Linked DNA regions of Mus musculus: regions 2 and 3 are each linked to region 1. The links are chromatin loops, found by intact Hi-C in ENCODE. Cell type or tissue: heart. All regions are shown on one strand.

Region 1 (4,000 bases):
ATAGCCACAAAACTAATTTTATGATCGGGGTCACCACAACATGAACTGTTTTAAATGGTCACAGCCTTTGGAAGGTTGAGAACCACTGCTGCAGCATCGCCTAGGAGACACACTTCTGGGTGTGTCTTTGAGGGAGCGTCTAGATTGGGTTGTTATCAGAAGACCCATTCTAAAAGTGACACTAATCCATAGGCAGAGGGTCTCAGACAGGAAAAGGGAACACAAAGGAGCAGTGAGCTAAGACCTGAGTCTCTGTCCTGACCATGGGGAGACACAACCATCAGCCTCCATCTCCTGCCATCATGGCTTTCCCACCATGATGGACTGCGTCCTTCAACTGTCAGCCAAAATAAGAAGCCCTTCCTTTCTTTTATTATTATGATTTAATCTATTTATGTGTATCTGTGTACTATGTGTCTGGTACACAGAGATCAGGAAAGGGCATTTGATCCTCTGCACCTGGAGTTATGAGTGGTTGTGACTACCATGTGGGTGTTGAGAATTGAACCTAAGTCCTCTGCAAGAGCAGCTGGTGCCCTAACCACTACCCAGTGGTTAGCCATTCCCCTTTGGGCCTACCTCCCCCCCCCTTTTTTTTAACCCTGCATTTGTCCATTATCTTGTCACAGAAACCAGAAAAGTAACCAATACAAAAGCCAAAAGATGGAAAGAACCTAAATTTCCATGGTTATCCTAGACAGAAAATCTGGTGTAAACTTCTGATGAAATAGTTTAGCTCTAAAGAGGAGTGAAGTATTAGCACACATGTGTTACAGATGAACTCGGAAACAGGCTAAGTGAAAAGACTTAAATCATAAAGGGCCCCATACTTTATAAGTATCCACGCACACAAGATAATCTAGAAGTCAGGTCTGTAGTAGCAAAATGAGTATTGGTGGTTGCTCTGGGTGGGAGCTAGTGAGAAACTAAACTGCTTAGTGGGTAATTTTATTTCAGAGTAATGGAAATGTTTTGGAACCAAAGTTGTGGTTACACAATACTGTGAACGCACTAAATGCCAAAAGATGTTTACTTATAAATGGTTACTTAAAAAAAACAAAAAAAAACTTGTCTGTGTATTTGTAAATGCGGTTGCAGGTTGCGCACGTAGCACCGGGTTCGAATGGAGGTCAGAGGATAACTTTCAGGAGCCTGTTCTCTCTTCCATCAGGTTTTACTCTGCACACTTTTTACTCTCTGAGTCACCTTGCGGGTCCCCAAATGGCTACTTGGAAAATACTTACACAGAGGTAGGAGAACCAGAGTCTGAGGCCAGCCTCAAATTAAGAGGGAATCTGGCACATGCTTTTAATCCCAGCACTCAAGAGGCAGAGGCAGAGCGATCTCTTTGAGCTCGAGGCCAGCCTGGTTTACAAAGTGAGTTCCAGGACAGACAGGGCTGTTAGACAAAGAAACCCTGTCTCGAAAAACCACAATAAATAAATAAAATTGAGAACCTATTTCAAAGAGGGGAAAAAAAAAAAAAAGCACAATTGACAATACACATTGCCCTCCAGGTGTCTATTCCACGGGGGCTGTACGAAGACGCACAACAGGCTTCAGTTTACGGTGGGCCATATTGTCGCATCAATTTTAATTTTTTTTTCTTTTTTGAGACAGGGTCTCATGCAGCTCATATGACCGTGAACTCCCGACCCTCTTGCCCTCACTTTCCAAGCGCTGGCATTACAGGTGTGCAACACCATACTTTTAGTTTTTGGTCAACTTGGTGTACTACAGCGAACACTCCATCTACAAATGAGGAACCTGAGGTTTCACATAGCATGAGGGCTTTCCCACAAAACCCCTAGGCCGCCATTCTCCACGGATGTCAACTTCGGAGAGGAAGCACCAGAGCTGGAGCCCTGTGCCGTGTGTCACCAGGCGCGTCTGGCCCGCTGAGGGCCTCGCGGGTGGCCGGACCGCGGCTGCAGCCCAATACCACTGGCCTCCAACCAGAAACAGTCACTCTGCTACCACGGAGTCAACCCCGAAATGGCGGCCGCAGGACCGCGAGGCCACGCCCCCGGAGGCGGGGCCACATTCCAGGCTCGAGCGATAGATCCCCGAGCCGAGTTTTAAGCGGACTGCCGAGCCCAGGAGCTCGCGCAGAGGCAGTGAGCCCGGCGGCGCCGCAGGTCGTGGAGACGAGTGTCGAGCGCAGGGCTAGCTCGCCCGGGATAGCCTGAGAGCGTCTTCTTCGCGGGTGCTGGTGCCGCCATCTTGGATGGCGGGAGTTAGAGCCGAGCGGACTTGAGGCGGGAAGGCTTCTCTGTTGTTCTCCGCAGGCCCTCGGACGGGCCAGCTGGCCGAGCTTTGGGGCGCGTGCCCTGAGGCGCGGGGCGCTAGTGCAGCGATGCGGGGCCTCCCCGGGGCCCCGTCCCCCGGGCTGGGGACACGCCGAATGTGACCGCAACCAACGCGTTCTCTCAACCACCGCTGCCGCTGCACGACGGGACCCGGCACTGCCCGGCTCCCTCAGGTAGGCCACAGGGCTGACGGTGCGACCGTGGGGCGCAGGGTCGGCCAGGCCGCTGTCATCCTGGTGGCGGGCCGGGCGCGGGCCGGGTGTCATGGCCGGCGAGCCAGTTTCCACACCCCTGCTCAGATTTCCCAGTGTTTCTCGGAAACGTGCCAGCGCCACTCCGGTGCCCAGCGAGCATTCCTCATATTTTGGCAATGGGGGAAAAAAAATCCTCCCAGAGCTGCCCAGTGACTGTGTTGTCACTGGGATGGGCTCGTTCTTTTTTCTCTCGGGCTGCAGAAGTGGGGGGAGCCCGGCCTTGCACCTCCTCTCGGGCTGCTTCGCTTAAGTGACACCCTTTTAGGGAAGACAAGAGGAATCGGGGAAGGCAGCGAGAGAAACCGGTCAGGGTCCCGCCTCAAAGGCTTGCGACCTCGCCTGGGGCTTCCAAATGGGTGGCCCGGGATGCTCGCGATCGGGAGCCAGGCTGCCTTTTGTGTGAAGCGACAACCTCCCAGGCTTTTGCAGAGCCGGTGCATGGATGCAGAGTTGGGACACAAACGAGGTGACCGTGTTCATTCATTGTTCTCTCTCCAGGGCCCAGGGTGTGCCTCTGGTTTTCATTCTTTGTTAGGAGGGACAGTCGAATCTCTTCTTTCCCGGTTGAGACGTAACTGGGTCCTGGGGAATGGGCCAGGTCTGTGTATAGAAGTGGGGAATGAATTCAGGGCACGTCTGAATGCCTGCAATGCGTCCTGTGGGGTCGTTGGAGACTCAGCTCCTGGGGCGTGAAAACAACCGGAGGTGATAAGGCTTGTTTTCCCAAGTGTTCTTGGGATTTAGAACAGTTAGGTGCAGAGTCGAGAAGCCCTGAGGTTCCTTGCTTGCTTCTGCGCGGAGTTTGAAGGACTGTTCCGCCAGGTGAGGCAGAGGGGAGGACATTGTCGGCGGAGGGAACAGCTGGCACCAAGGCTCAGAGGCATAGCCTGCGGGAGTTGGGATGATTTGGGGGAGCAGCTAGTAAATGTGGGGTGCAGGAAGACAGACGTCAGGGTTCAAAAGGAAAAATTGATCGCTTGTGAAGGGTCTGTGTGATGGATAGTAATGAACTAGTTCATTTATTAATTAACTTCATGTTGTGAATGTTTAGTTCTTGCTGGTTACTGCTTTGCTCCCCTCCCGCTATGGTAGTGAACAAAATTTACCTTGTTAAGTCTTGCTAACCAGTTTTGGTAATTGATAGAAAATGTTTTGTGCTTGCTTGATCACTGGTTCCTATTTGGAGATACTCTTGCAGCTATTTCTAAGGTTAACACATTCCCCAAACAGACAGAAATTGGCAGATTATAGAAAGCACCTGAAGAAGTGTAGCATGAAAGTATTTTTAATTAACCCTATTTATGTAGTAGACTCTTTTCTTTGGACAGAGTCCCCAGGTTGCAGCTTTGTTAAGACGTCTGCAGCCCTGTGAACATTCTTCTTCTAAAATAGCTCCTTCGATTAAGGCTTATGCTGAAGTGGCTATTTGGAAGTGAA
Region 2 (4,000 bases), 99 kb before region 1:
TGTTTATGCAGGAATAGAAACCCTGACTAAGACACTATCACTGAAAGCCTGGAACTGAGACAGAGGCCGTGGAGGTTTAAAAGCATGTGCCACTACGCCCAGAGAGGCCATAGAGGAGCGCTGCTTACTGACATACAGGCACGAATGACTCTTCCAACTTGCTTCCTTATATCCCCAAGTCTATCTGCCCAGGGCCCTCATCACTCACAACAGGATGCACCCTCCCCAGTCAATCACTAATTTTAAAAAATGGACCACAGTCTATCTCTAGATCAATCTTATGGAGGCATTTTCTCAATTATGGTTCCCTCTTCTTAGGTGACTCTAGCTTGTGTCAACCTGACTTGGAAAACCAACTAGCGCACCCATCAAGAGTTTGATGCAGGGCTGGTGAGATGGTTCAGTGGTTAAGAGCGCCGACTGCTCTTCCGAAGGTCCCGAGTTCAAGTCCCAGCAACCACATGGTGGCTCACAACCATCCCTAACGAAATCTGATGCCCTCTTCTGGAGTATCTGGGGACAGCTACAGTGTACTTACATATAATAAATAAATAAATTAAAAAAAAAAAGAGTTTGATGCAAATGTTCCTGCTTCAGGGGTGATCCTGATCACCCTGACCAACACACACCTAAGCATTACAGTCTCCCTAGATAGTCACTTCAGGACTTTGCACCCCTCCTTGACAGCACTTTTCTCCCATACAGCGAATGTATGAGAACACTTCATGCACACACACCCACACACACACACACAGAAAGACATATAATATCCCCACATATATACACATACACATAATAACCCCCATACCATGCACATACACACACATATATGAATACATATACTTTCACACATGTACACACAAACAAACATACATACATAAATATATGCACATATCTTGCACACACATAAACACATGTGCGTGCACACATACTCTTGCTCAGCAGGCTCACATCTAATACTCCAAGCTCAGCAAGGAACAGGTCTGACAAGGGAGCAGGGTGAGGGCAGGAGAGTTTGTGCTCAACAGACCTTGAGCAGAGGTGTGGATCGAGGCCCCTTTTTGGAGTGTGTGTGTGTGTGTGTGTGTGTGTGTGTGTGTGAGACATATTAGATATCCTGCATCAAGTATTTACATTACCATTCCGAACAATAGCAAAATTATAGTTATGAGTAGCAACCAATTCATATTATGGTTGGAGGTCACCACAACACAAGGAACTGTATTAAAGGTGTGCAGTGTTAGGAAGGTTGAGAACCACTGGCTTAGAGCCAAGCGGCCTCGTGGAAACCCGAACCCAGAAATCAACATTCACAAATATACCGCAGCATTTCAAACACCTCAGGTCTGCAGACATCACTCTCAGAGGAAATGTCATGGTGCTGGGGTGGTGGGGATAATAATTTGACAAGCAAGAGCTCCAAAGCAGAGCGAGGCTTTAAGTAAACATACTTGTCTTATCAGTGAGGTAAAATTTGGCCAGCTGCCTCCTTAACCCCAAGCCTCGGTTTTTCCATGAATAAAACGGAAATTGTCTTTGCCCCTCTCCCACAGCATCCTTGAGGGTTTTAATAGGTCAATCTGAGCAAGCAGGCTCAGAGAGGTTACGAAGCACCAGCGTGAGGTAGGTCACCTGAATCCTCAAACAGCACTGCCTCAGTGAAAAAGGATTTGGACATCCCTGTCAGACCTCTCAAGTTCTTGGTTTTCTCTGTCAAGAGTCTGATCCCCAAATAAAACTGAGAACCAAGGCTGGCTGTCCCTTGCCTGGAACCCCAGTCAGACATTCCCCGCTGGGAACCATAAGCCATGGTCTCCTGCCATGTTGAGAGGCAGCACCATAGGACACTGGGACACATGGTGCCTGGACAGCTGGTGGGGGGCGGGGGTTGGGAGGAGGCTCAGGCTCTTGGTATTCAGACTTTTAAAAATAGAAACCATTCTCATATGCTCAGGGTGGTTTTAGGTGTCCTCAACGCTGCTGGCAGGGACAGATTTAAAGGGCTTCTCAGGCCCTGAGTGATAGAGCCAACTCCCTGATAGGCCCAGGAGTCATTCCCTCAACTCTGGCAGGCCATGTGACTTTGAGTAAGTCAAAGCCCCCTCCAGACTTCTGGAGAACAGAAAGAACTTGGGCCCAAAGAACAAAGAACAGTCTACCAGGACCTGCCCCGTTTCCCTGCACAGAGTCAGGACAACCATTCACAAAGCACTTACCTGCTACCTAAAGCACAAACAGCTAAGCTAAGGCTCAGAGGGCATGGAGTACTTTGCCCATCACTTACAGATCTAGTTAGTGATGGTTGCCGAGATCTGAAGCCAGGGCAAAGGATCCCAAGCCCTACTACCACTGTGGGGCTTAGGGCTGCACAGAGATTTTTGAGGACTGTATTTACAGGACACGGAAAAGGTCAGACCACACAAATAGGCTTCTGGCCCCTCCGGACTGGCTAGATTGGGAATCCCACTGACACCTCCAACTCTGCTTGGCCCTACCGTTAGCATTGTATCCAGGCCCTTCATGTCCCTGAACCTAATTTTCCCTGTTTGTAATCGGAGGGATAACTACTGTGACAGAAGACTCAGAATGGTGCACTGTCCTGTTGACTTGAGGGTCCACAACTGACCAACAACCCCTTTTTATCACTGAACCTCAGTTTCCCCTGCAAGAGGGGCTGCATCAGATATTCCCATTCCTCTTGCCAACTCTGTTCCTGTGTTTCTGTGGTGTTTGGAGAGGAGGATAGGAGAAAAAGAATGGGGGAGAGAGATAGCCCTCACCCCAACCTTTGCTTCCTGCTCTAAACCATCTTGGGAGAGGAGGGGAATAAGGAAGATGGGGTGGTGATGAGGGGCCAGGGAGAAAAGGCACGGGATGAAAAGAAAGAGATGAAAGAAAAGTAAAGTTTGTTAGGGTTAGGAGACCCGGTAGGGGTACAGGGTGCGGGGGATGGGGTAACCTAGAGACCGGGCAGAAGTGTGGGTCTCGGAAGATAGCCTTGGATGGAGGTTGTGCAGGGAAGCGGCCTGTTTCAATGAGGGTCAGAAGAGGACTGCACTGGGTTCCAAAGAGAGGCCGACGGGGACTTCACTGGAGAGCCTGGGGGGCGCCCAGTGTTGGGGACTTGAGAGGCCAGCACAGCAAAGGCGGGAAGAGGCTGGGGGCGGGGCTGCAGGCCCAGCCAGGCCCAGGCGAAGAGGCCGGGGGCTCCCACAGGGGTCCGCAGGGGGGGGGCAGGGGAGCAGAGGGGCGGCCGGGACAGGCTGAGACCCCTGAAAACGAGTCCCGAGCCCCCACAGGGCGCACCTGAAGTCTTTGTCGCTGGACGTCATCTTCTCCAGCAGGCTGGAGATGTAGAAGGCACCGGTACTCATGCTGGCTGCGCCGCGGGGTTGCGGGTCGAATCGAATATGGCGGCGCGGCCTCCCCTCCCCTCCACCACGCCCCCTCCCCCACCGGCCACGCCCCTTCTCTCTCTCTCTCTCTCTCTCTCTCTCTCTCTCTCTCTCTCTCTCTCTCTCTCTCTCTCTCTCTCTCTCTCTCTCTCTCTCTCTCTCTCTCTCTCTCTCTCTCTCTCTCTCTCTCTCTCTCTCTCTCTCTCTCTCTCTCTCTCTCTCTCTCTCTCTCTCTCTCTCTCTCCCCTCCTGTCCCGAGCAGGACTGAAGTAACGGGCCTGGCCCCCTCTCCTGGACAGCTCTGCTCAGCATGGGCACCAGCAGCTCACCACCCGGCCCTGACCACGCCTTCTCCCGATTGTGCCTTGAAGACCCCTTGACTTTGCTCTCTCAATGGCACTCATGCAAACAGGGACATGGGATGGCAATTCCAGATTCTACCAGGTTCCACACAGCCAAAGAACCTGAGATGAATTAAGGACGGACTTCAGGTTCCCAAAGCCGAGAGCAATAGCTGTTCCCTAAAGTTGATCACAGTTTTCCCCAGTTAGGAGGTGTGTGTGTGTGTGTGTGTGTGTGTGTGCGCGCGCGCGCGCGTAGATCTT
Region 3 (4,000 bases), 130 kb after region 1:
GGCTCATGGGTCCCATGCCACTGTGTAGTGACCTCTGGGAAGGGACAGGAGTCAGTAGGGATGACTGTCAAGTCTTTACTCATTATCTTTCTGTAAATTACTTCTCTGTCTTTACTATACAGCGCTTCACCCTGTGTTTTTGGTTTGTGGTTGGGCATGTCTAGCTCTCAGGCTTACAGTTGAAGTTTCAGAGCTGCTGCTTATAGTTGGTTCTGGGAGGAACCTGGAAGAGGAGGTGGCTGCTTGGGGTGTCCCCAGGAAGGAACCAGAACGGCCTGGGCTTACCTTCCCATACAGCTGCTCCATGTCCTCTGTGCCCCTCACCACCACATTGTTGCTAATCATTTCAGCCTGGAATATTCGGAATTCCTTCCTGGGACCTTGGTCCTGACCAAAGGGGATGGGCAGTGGTGACTCGTAACTCTCATAGACTCTTCTTTTCCTCTTAGGAGCACGGAAGACTGCCTCTGCCATTCTTCAAGGATAACAGGTCTCTAGAGAACAAAGGAGAGGAACCAGTCAGTAAAAACGGACCATCAGAGCCAGCACAATCAGAACCAGGTTGACCTGGTCTCTGGGGGAAACAATGAACTAGAAGACACCATGTAATAAGGACATCAGTCACGGGGGTATCTCAGATGCTAAGACCTCTAAGAAGCCAGTGCCATCACCTTAACTGAAGCTGGTAACACCAAGGCCTTAAGAATTCCTGTCTTTGAGCCAGGCGTGGTGGTGCACACCTTTAATCCCTGCACTCAGGAGGCAGAGGCAGATGGATTTCTGAGTTCGAGGTCAGCCTGGTCTACAAAGTGAGCTCCAGGACAGCCAGGGCTACACAGAGAAACCCTGTCTCGGGGGGGGGGGGGGTGTGGGGCAGGGAGAAGGAAATCCACGAATCATAGCAGAGTCACTGTCATTTAGGGGCCAGTTATGTCCTACGAAACGCCAGTGGGTGTGTGCAGGGACTGAAGCCAGGCTGTCCGTGCTGTATTCTACCCTGTGTGCTGGCTACCGCAGTGTACACACCACCATCAGGAAGCTGCTGCATCTTAGCTGGAAAACCTTTGGTAAAAGTCCCACCGACACTGGGCTTTAGCTCATCTATAAAGGGGTAGAAACCCAGCTCCTCACAGCCATGGTTCACAGAGGACAGGGCCTGGCAGAGTGGCATCACCCAGACTCTGATGATGCTGGTTATGAAGTGAGCGCCAGCAATGCCATTTTACAGTCAAGGCAACACTCAGGTCAGTGAGGCCCGTAAGGGCCCTGTGAATGACATCACTGGATTAACATCAGGGCTGTGGGAACCAGAGCCCAGGCCCTCTCTGTGGCTCCTGCTCAGACACAGGTTTGCATCTGTTTACTGTGGTCTAGGTCTGAGTGAGATGCCACACAGCTACCAACCAGGTAGAGACTTACCTAGAAGGATCCAAGGAAGCTGATGTGAAGACCTCTTTATTCTGGGTCTTACTTATTCTGACCCAAGGAGACAAAACCAGTGTGGAATACACACAAAAGTGAGTTGGATGTGACACGGAGCTGGGGCCGGCTACCAGCACCGAGCATTGCTGAGTCACAGCCCATGCAAGTGTGTACATTCCAACTGACAGACGCTTCACCAGGCCGGTGGGGGATTTGAACCTGCAGCTGTCTAGGGTCAGGTCTACACATGACTTAAACTGGGAGCTTACTGAGGAGGTGGGTGTCATGACCATTAAAGAGGAAACGATGTGGCAGGAGCACTGCCTGCTCTTTTAGAGGATTCAGGTTCCACCCTCCGCATCCACAGGGTAGTTCATGCCCATCAGTAACTCCAGTCCCAAGGATCCAATGCCCTCTTTTGGCCTCTGTGGGTACTGCATGCATGATAAGCACAGACAAGACACACAGGCAGGCAAACACCTGCAAAATGACAGTCGTGGTGGCGGTGGTCATAACAGAAACATCAAGCCCTGGCCAAGGTGTTCACGAAACTTCTCATGAAGCCAGGAATGTCAATAAAGACAGAAGGAAAGATGGACCAAGGAAGTTAGAACAATGGACAAGTGCGTGTCAAAGATAACCACGCACGGGGATGGAGAGAGGCTTGGTAGGTACTCATCCAGAAGAAAGACCCAGGTTCAATTCCCAGCATGCACATGGTGGCTTATGCCCACCTGCAACTCTAGCTGCAGGGGATCAGAAAGCCTCTTCTGGCTCCCTGGGGAACAAAGTACTCGAACGTTACATGTCATAAAGCAGATACATACAGCCAGGTACATATGTATAGGGTAGACCAGACCAGGACGGTGGTCTGGAGGACTGGATATAAAGGCTTTTAGTTGCTTCTTTTCCTAGTGCTGGGAATTGAACTCAGGGCCTGGATCATTCAAAGAAAACTCTCTATCAAAGGAGCCACAGTCCCAGCCCAGCCACATTCTTTTTTTTGTTTGTTTGCTTTTTTGTTTTTTCGAGACAGGGTTTTTCTGTGTAGCCCTGGCTGTCCTGGAACTCACTCTGTAGACCAGGCTGGCCTCAAACTCAGAAATCCGCCTGCCTCTGCCTCCCAAGTGCTGGGATTAAAGGCGTGCACCACTATCGCCCGGCTGCCCAGCCACATTCTTATTCCCATTGTACAAGTGAGAAGAATGGCTTGCAGCGTGTGTGTGTGTGTGTGTGTGTGTGTGTGTGTGTGTGTGTGAATGTATCTGCAAAGACTGTTAAGGAGAAACCTGCTCATGCCTGTCACCAGAGCACCACAAAGCATATTTCTGTCCATCAAAAGCAAGGCCTGTCCTTCATTCTTCTCTTAATCTGCTAGCCTAATATTCATTTAAAAATTTCGGTTTTGCTGACACGTGGCCTTGTTATGCAGCTTTGGCTAGCTTTAAACTATGATCTTTCTGCCCCAGCCTCCCATGTACTACAGCTAAAAGCACGAACCATGACACCCAATGGTCAGCCCAACCCCGCTCTATATGCTTCTACCGTCAATCCAAGCACAAAGCATACAGTAAAAGGTGGGTCCATATCACTTTCCAACACTCTTGGATCAGGGGTCAAAGAAGCCTCTCTTATGGCAAACTTACTCATGGTCTCTTAGCATGTATTTTATTTATTTATTTATTTATTTATTTATTTATTTATTTATTATTTTGAGATGAGGCCACACGTAGCCCAGGCTGGCTCCAAACGTGATATGTAGCTGAGGAAACTTAAAACCAGCTTGATGCTCTCGCTTCCATCTCTGGAAGTTGGGATTACAGGCGGGCAGCAGCTTGGTTGGATGCGGTGCTAGGAGTAGACAACAGGCTGCCAACCGAGTCCCATCCTCAGCCCCTCGTGGGCTCCTCATCATTTGCAAACACACTTTCATCTGTGTCCCCCACTGCACAGCTCCTGGGCCGAGGTGCAGGGCTGAGGGCCAAGGCAGACCAGCTTGGGGCTGGGGCAGATGGCATCTGTCAGCGAGAGCGAAGCGCTCCGCAGCCCTCGGGACGCTGTGCCCATGCGCGCTTGAGTGACAGCCACAGCTCCCACCCCGCTCCCGCCTGAAGTCGCTCGCACGCTGGACACAGAACGCGAGAAACAGGACTACTCAGTCTTACCTTTCGCCGCCACGCGCGCCCACCGTTACCCGGCAACCGGGGGGCGGCGCTGCAGCCGTCAAGCAGTGCGGCCGCAAAACCAGTTGCACGCAGCCGCAAAAGGGACTGGCTGTGTCCTAGCACAGCACGCCTGCGCACTGTACCGCTGACGATACATTCCGCCCCATCCCCCGGCTAAGTCTAATGAGGAAGGCTAAGGGGTAATATATCCCGCCTTAATTCTCACAGCAACCCCCAAGGTTTGTTTGTTTGTTTGTTTGTTTTCCTTTTGAGATTACATAGGTCTCACTGTATAGCCTTGGTTTGCCTGGAACTCACTTTGTAGCCCAGATTGGCCTTGAACTCATGGAGGGACACCTGCCTTTGCATTGCCAGTGCTCACTGCCTGTAAGTTCTAACACAAGGTCCATTTT

What was found. Peaks named below come from ENCODE experiments on the same cell type or tissue, not always from the same donor. Only the 100,000 strongest peaks of a DNase experiment are listed, where the experiment ranks them.
Region 2: it touches region 1 in a loop (2.2-fold over the local background); 1 of 42 quality-filtered maps calls a loop at or near these places.
Region 3: it touches region 1 in a loop (2.1-fold over the local background); 1 of 42 quality-filtered maps calls a loop at or near these places.

What each region holds. Positions count from the first base shown.
Region 1 is chr6:115,674,718-115,678,717 of GRCm38, reverse strand. It overlaps Raf1 (v-raf-leukemia viral oncogene 1), which reads left to right and starts at 2,083. Exons shown (of 17, transcript NM_029780.4): 1 at 2,083-2,482. D830050J10Rik (RIKEN cDNA D830050J10 gene) reads right to left here and starts at 2,750. Exons shown (of 1, transcript NR_152134.1): 1 at 351-2,750. In heart, CTCF peaks have their summits at 1,768 and 2,547; DNase peaks (open chromatin) are centred at 2,077 and 2,727; H3K4me3 peaks cover 2,849 bases; H3K27ac peaks cover 2,644 bases.
Region 2 is chr6:115,773,985-115,777,984 of GRCm38, reverse strand. Cand2 (cullin-associated and neddylation-dissociated 2 (putative)) reads right to left here and starts at 3,428. Exons shown (of 15, transcript NM_025958.2): 1 at 3,307-3,428. The coding sequence starts at 3,374. Mir7660 (microRNA 7660) reads right to left here and starts at 2,328; the gene lies at 2,266-2,328. In heart, no CTCF peak of the experiment used is centred here; DNase peaks (open chromatin) are centred at 2,054, 3,294 and 3,728; H3K4me3 peaks cover 3,179 bases; H3K27ac peaks cover 3,135 bases.
Region 3 is chr6:115,544,316-115,548,315 of GRCm38, reverse strand. It overlaps Tsen2 (tRNA splicing endonuclease subunit 2), which reads right to left and starts at 3,625. Exons shown (of 12, transcript NM_199033.2): 1 at 3,588-3,625; 2 at 286-494. The coding sequence starts at 474. Gm36355 (a long non-coding RNA gene) reads left to right here and starts at 3,669. Exons shown (of 7, transcript XR_869382.3): 1 at 3,669-3,974. In heart, CTCF peaks have their summits at 1,850 (motif pointing left) and 3,588; DNase peaks (open chromatin) are centred at 1,854 and 3,665; H3K4me3 peaks cover 1,219 bases; H3K27ac peaks cover 821 bases.